Linked DNA regions of Homo sapiens: region 1 is linked to region 2. The links are chromatin loops, found by intact Hi-C in ENCODE. Cell type or tissue: testis. All regions are shown on one strand. Each heading gives the region's core, and the rest is flanking DNA. Links, peaks and the distances in the headings are about the cores only.

Evidence for each region. Hi-C counts contacts between places; a loop is a spot of excess contacts. Peaks named below come from ENCODE experiments on the same cell type or tissue, not always from the same donor. Only the 100,000 strongest peaks of a DNase experiment are listed, where the experiment ranks them.
Region 1: it touches region 2 in a loop (6-fold over the local background); 33 of 110 quality-filtered maps call a loop at or near these places.

Annotation. Positions count from the first base shown.
Region 1 is chr3:102,228,039-102,230,956 of GRCh38, forward strand. No RefSeq gene overlaps it. Among named protein-coding and RNA genes, the nearest start is that of ZPLD1, 210 kb to the right of the region's middle. In testis, for the core only: a CTCF peak has its summit at 1,207 (motif pointing right); a DNase peak (open chromatin) is centred at 1,203.
Region 2 is chr3:101,706,367-101,709,284 of GRCh38, forward strand. It overlaps LOC124909402 (a long non-coding RNA gene), which reads left to right and starts at 955. Exons shown (of 2, transcript XR_007095987.1): 1 at 955-2,753; 2 at 2,836-2,918. In testis, for the core only: a CTCF peak has its summit at 1,141; no DNase peak of the experiment used is centred there.

The DNA.
Region 1 (2,918 bases), core at 121-2,620, 520 kb after region 2:
TTGGGCAGCATGGGATTCAAAATGTTTCCTTTGCATGTGTTCAGATGGACAAACACTCTGTAGTTTTCCCCAGTGATAATACCTGCCATAATGGGCTATTGCATGCATTGATGCCAGCTCCCCGAAGGCATTTCTCCATGGTGGAAACTGACATGTAGAAAAAAAGTGAAGGAAAAAAAATGGCTGACATCTATTGCTCCTTAAAATGATTTTCTCCCGAATCAAGACATGGGTATGTCCTACGCACATGGCTACATATGGTTGCCTTTACCCTACAATGGCCCTTCCTTTTTTTTTTTTTTTTCAGAGTGTTCCAGATTTGCATTAAGCTGTCACCCGGTGGCTGTGTAACTAGCTGCTTTTGTGACTGTTACAGGCAAGTGATTGAAAATACCTAGATCCTGTTCATACAAAACTAGAATTAGAGGTTCTGAAAAATATTTTTCTCTAACATTCTGTGATTCCATGTTTTAATAAATTTCTTATTGGAGAAGGTAAATTTTGCCAATGAAAAAGACCACAGTAAATTTAGAGGAGAAAAGGGCCGGATAGGCAGGTGAAATGACCTTGAGAGAAAGGAGAGGAGATAGAGCGGCAGTATCAACTACACGTAATATGCACCGGTGCGTCTGGCCTGAAAATAAGTTCCTTCGACAATATATCCTGTAGGTACTTTGCTCTGCTTCATTTTTACCTTTATCAGATGGTCATTAAGATTTCCTAAGCTCAAAATTCTTTGATTCTCCATTGCCACATCTGTGTGCCATGTTTGACCTCCGTGCAAGTTAGAACGCACAGGGCATTAGGAGCCACACGAATTTTTTTTTTTTTTTTTTTTTTACCAGGAGCTTCTATTTTCTTGTGTCAATTATTTGTGCTCTATATTATATTGTGCTGCAATGCAGCAAAAATTACTGGCAAGATCAAAATATTCTAAAGGTAGACTTTTCAATAAGAAACATTATAAATACAAAACCAATGTTACCAGTTATCGCTAAACTAACCTGTTCAGAATGTGCAATTCTAGCCCTGGGCAGAATGGATACCTCAAGATATTGGTTTGCTGCAGCTAAATGGATACTTTGCCCCATATGTTTTTCAGCCGCAAAAGCCTTAACAGACCTGCAGTTACAGACTCAGGGAAAAGCTTGTACTGTTGTTTGTGGATCGCAGGGAAGCCAGAGTTGCAGCTGACTTTCTGTCCACGAGATGGCGGTAGAGGAGCACAGAAAAAAGAAACCATCTTGGGCTGTTAATCATGTTGACTGTTGAGAAGCTAAGAGGGAAGCCGATCTGTCATTAGGTAAGACCAAGCCAAAATTTATGGATTTCATACCTTAGTGGAAAACACTGGTTTGTGGCTCATGGCTGTTTCTAAGACCTTTTGATTTTATACAAAAATTCCATTCAACTATCATCATCAAATAGCTGTCCCTATTTTTCCTTGATTTTGGCATATTTTAGCTTTTTACAGCTGGATCAACTGATGGGCTTCATTTTCCGCCCAGGTCAGCCCCAAGTGCTGAGGCAGTCCTAACAGGAGCAGAAAGGATAACAGCTGCCTCTGTGCAGGTGTGTTTGATCAGCAGCGCTTAGGCCATATATTCCAGGGGCTGGCATTTCCAGCTTCTCAGGTGGGATTCATTTCTGCCTCCTATCAAGATTCATATGGTGAGAAATTCATTAAATAGGAAAAAGATTTAGATGCTGGTTTAGGCAACCAACGACAATGATATAGGAATATTGACCAAGACTAAATTCAGGTGGTCATCCACAATTGGTAAGACATTTAAACACTAACTAGTATCCCAAATAACTCCCTCTCCCTCCCCCACACTATCATTCTGCTTCTCTTTCCTTTCTCTTCTTTACTGCCCAGCAGATCCTGAATCTGGAACCTGAAGGGGAAGTTCTTGGTACCCTTCCAGCTTTGGATTCTCTAACTCTGTTTTCTATTGAGTTTTACCTTGCCTAGGATTCTTCTATGCAGTATTCAATTGTTCGTCTCCTGCTTGGGGAGAATAGTTCTAAGAACGTGAACAGCTTACCTAAGAAACCATGGCCATGTCTTGCCCATGCCCCTCTGCCCCTAAAATGTATCTCCTAATGTGGACAATTCTCTGGGTCACATCTGAGTATTCTGTCTTTCTTCTTTTTCTACTTCTTCTTTTTTTTTTTTTTTTTTGAGGCAGGATCTCACTCTGTCACTCAGGCTGTATTGCAGTGGTGTGATCCTAGCTGATGCAATCTTGACTAAAGTGAACTAAAGTGAGCCTCTTCTCTCAGCCTCCTGAGTAGCTGGGACTACAGGTGCATGGCACCTCACCCAGCTGATTTTTACAATTTTTATAGAGACAGGGTCTCACTACGTTGCTCAGGCTGATCTCAAAGTCCTGGCCTACAGTGATCCTCCCACCTCAGCCTACCAAAGTGCTGGAATTACAGGCATGAGCCACCATGCCTGGTGCATCCCAGCTTTTTAATAAAGTGCAGCACCAAATAAATACTCCTGGGAGTGAGAAGGGAAGGAAAGGAGCCAGGCAGGGTCTGAGACAAAGCCTGAATCAGTCCAGCCTCACAAAGAGAGAATTTTGTGGTGCCTTCTATTTTATTTCAAAAATGTTTGTGAGATTTGCATTCTACTAACATGTATTTATGCTTGTTTTAATATATTAAAACGCATTTAATTGCTTTGACATTGAGTAAAATTGCTCCAGGAAAATGCAACATGTTTATCCTGTGACTTTGAGTCCTTTTGGCCGCACTGACAATTACCCCTTGAATTTGAGTTTCTCAGTTAAGATTAGGTAGGAGTAGTGGTAAGGTGATGGGTTTAGAAATCAGACTGAACTGGTTGATTCTAGCTACCCTAGTTCACTAATTGTGTAACCTTGGACATGATATGGGGCCTCTCAGTC
Region 2 (2,918 bases), core at 168-2,667:
CCAGTTTTCTATATCTTGATGAGTTTTGGTTTAATAATACAGTTTGTCAAACTCAGGGGATGCTAATTTAAGATTTGAAAATTTCAGTGTATATAAATTTTACTTCAGCAGAAAGGAAACTAAATAAATATTGAACACTAGTTAATGAAATACATGCTGAAGTATTTAGGGAGAGATGTACTTGTCCACTAAAAACATCGTGGGCCCAGTGTGGTGCCTCACACTTCTAATCCCAGCAGTTTGGGAGGCTGAGGTGGGCGGATGGCTTGAGTCCAGGAGCTGGAGACCAGCCTGAGGAACATGATGAAACCTTATGTCTACAAAAAATACAAAAATTAGCCAGGTGTGGTAGTGTATACCTATAGTCCCAGCTACTTGGGAGGCTGAGGTGGGAGGATGGCTTGAGCCCAGAGGAGGAGGTTGCAGTGAGCCAAGATTGCAAGATCGTGCCACTGCACTCCAGCCTGGGTGACAGAGCCAGACCCTGTGTCAAAAAAAAAGCAAACAAACAAACAAAAAAAAACCCCATAATAGACTGATGGATGGATAGAGGGATACAAAAATTAGCTGAGTGTGGGCCGGGCGCGGTGGCTCATGCCTGTAATCCCAGCACTTTGGGAGGCCGAGGCAGGCGGATCACGAGGTCAGGAGATCGAGACCATCCTGGCTAACACAGTGACACCCCCATCTCTACTAAAAATATAAAAAATTAGCCAGGCGTGGTGGCGGGTGCCTGTAGTCCCGGCTACTCTGGAGGCTGAGGCAGGAGAATGGCGTGAACCCGGGAGATGGAGCTTGCGGAGCCGAGATTGCGCCACTGCACTCCAGCCTGGGCAACAGAGCGAGACTCCGTCTCAAAAAAAAAAAAAAAAAAAAAATTAGCTGGGTGTGATGGTGTGCTCCCTGTAGTCCTAGCTACTTAGGAGCCTGATTTGGGAGGATCACTTGAGCCCAGGAGGCAGAAGTTGCAGTGAGCCTTAATCACGCCACTGCACTCCAGCCTAGGTGATAGAGCCAGACCCTGTCTCCCCGATCGCCCCACAAAATAGAATCAAAGTGTAGGTAAATGAATGTTCATTGCACAATTATTTGAATTTTTATGTACGTTTGAAATTTTTCCTATTATTTAGGGAAAATAAAGGGAGACATCTTCTGGAAGAAATTGGTATTACTGATTGGCTCAGAAAGGCAAGCGCAAGAAAACTTTTTTTTTTTTTTTTGGTTTTTGTTGTTTTGAGACAGCGTCTCCCTCTGTTGCCCAGGCTGGAGTGCGGTGGAGAGATCACAGGACACTGCAGCCTCAAATTCTTGGGCTCAAGTGATCCTCCCACCTCAGCCTCTCAAGTAGCTGGGACTACAGGCATGTGCCTGGCTAATTATTTTTATTTTTTGTAGAGGTGAGGGTTTAGCTTTGTTGCTCAGGCTGGTTTCGAACTCCTGGCTTCAAGCGATCCTCCCACCTCAGCCTCCCAGTGTTGGGATTACAGATGTGAGCTACTGTGCCTGGCCAAAATATGGTTTAAAAATATGATTTGGTATGGAATGATTGCTTATTTTTTACATACCCCATTGGTTCTTTCTCCTGTGCCCAAGCTGAAAATCTTCCTTCTCTTCCACTAACTTCTTACTTAGATTTTACTTTCTGAATAAGAATCAGTAAACTTTTTCTGTAAATGGCCAGAGGGTAAATATTTTAGGTTCTATGGGCTAAGGGGCAAAATTGAAGATTTTATGTAGATACTTGTAGAAAAACAGGGAAAACTAATTTCCACAACATTTTCACTGATGAAATTCAAAATATAATAATATCGAGTACAAATTTTTGTAAATCAGGTATGCTAATCAGAAGAATGAAATTCTTTTTGTGGGGAGATGGAGAATAACATTTTTCTTAATTAGGTTTCAAAGTTCTTATTCCCTATCAAAATCTATTGCAAATGTTCATCTGTCAATCATGATCTGTAATGAAATTTTACAGATTTTATCTTTGAAAAATATATTTTCACACATGTAGGCACTGCCCAATATGATGTCAATCCAAGGGCATATGATTTAAATTAAGTATATTATGCTCTTGGAAAACAATTACAGAAACATATTATTCTCTTCATATCTGCCTTTTAGCATGTCAGATGAATCATTTCTAACTGATGGTTAGGTGGAAGCTCTTCAGTTGCACAGTTAAATGGATTTTGAAATATGGAAATTTCCTTTGTGTTTGCAGAGATCCGTAAAACACCACTAAAACTGTAGTTTGAGCTTGAAAAATATAACCACTGCAAACTTGTGTGAGGATAGAGAGCTTGCTTTTTGTTTTAACTTGTGACTCAAATAATGTTAGTTGTCAAAATGACTTCATCACAGTAAGTTTTGCATGTCAGTACTGTTTTGCTTTGTAATTTATGTTGACTTTATTAGGATGCATCATCAAATGATCAAAATTAGCAAACTAGCAAAAATGAATTTCAAAGTCATTCAGTCAGTGATGTAAAATAAATAAAATCCTGAGCCCTCTGCCAACTGCATGAACGTACCCTCATGGCCAAGGTGACCCCAGAAAAACCTTTAAAACAGAGTTCCTGATCATAACAGGACAGGAGGGCAGACATGCCTCATTAAACTCCCTCCCTTTTGAAGTTTAGACACAACAACCGACCAGCATTGATGTTAAAGAAGAGATATCAAGACTGACAGAAAGGACTTTTTGTGGCAAAAAGGTATCAAAAGATAAACAAGACCCAAGGCCATGCCAGGTAAGGGTTAAGTCATATACCCCTACACTTAAAGAATAAACTGTGTTCTAACTGCCCCAGGGTTTTCCTTTTTCTCTAACAGCTAAACCATCACTGGCCTACAGATAAGCAATATTAAAACAACTGTAGCTCACCATCAGACACTGAATAACTGATCCCCGTTCC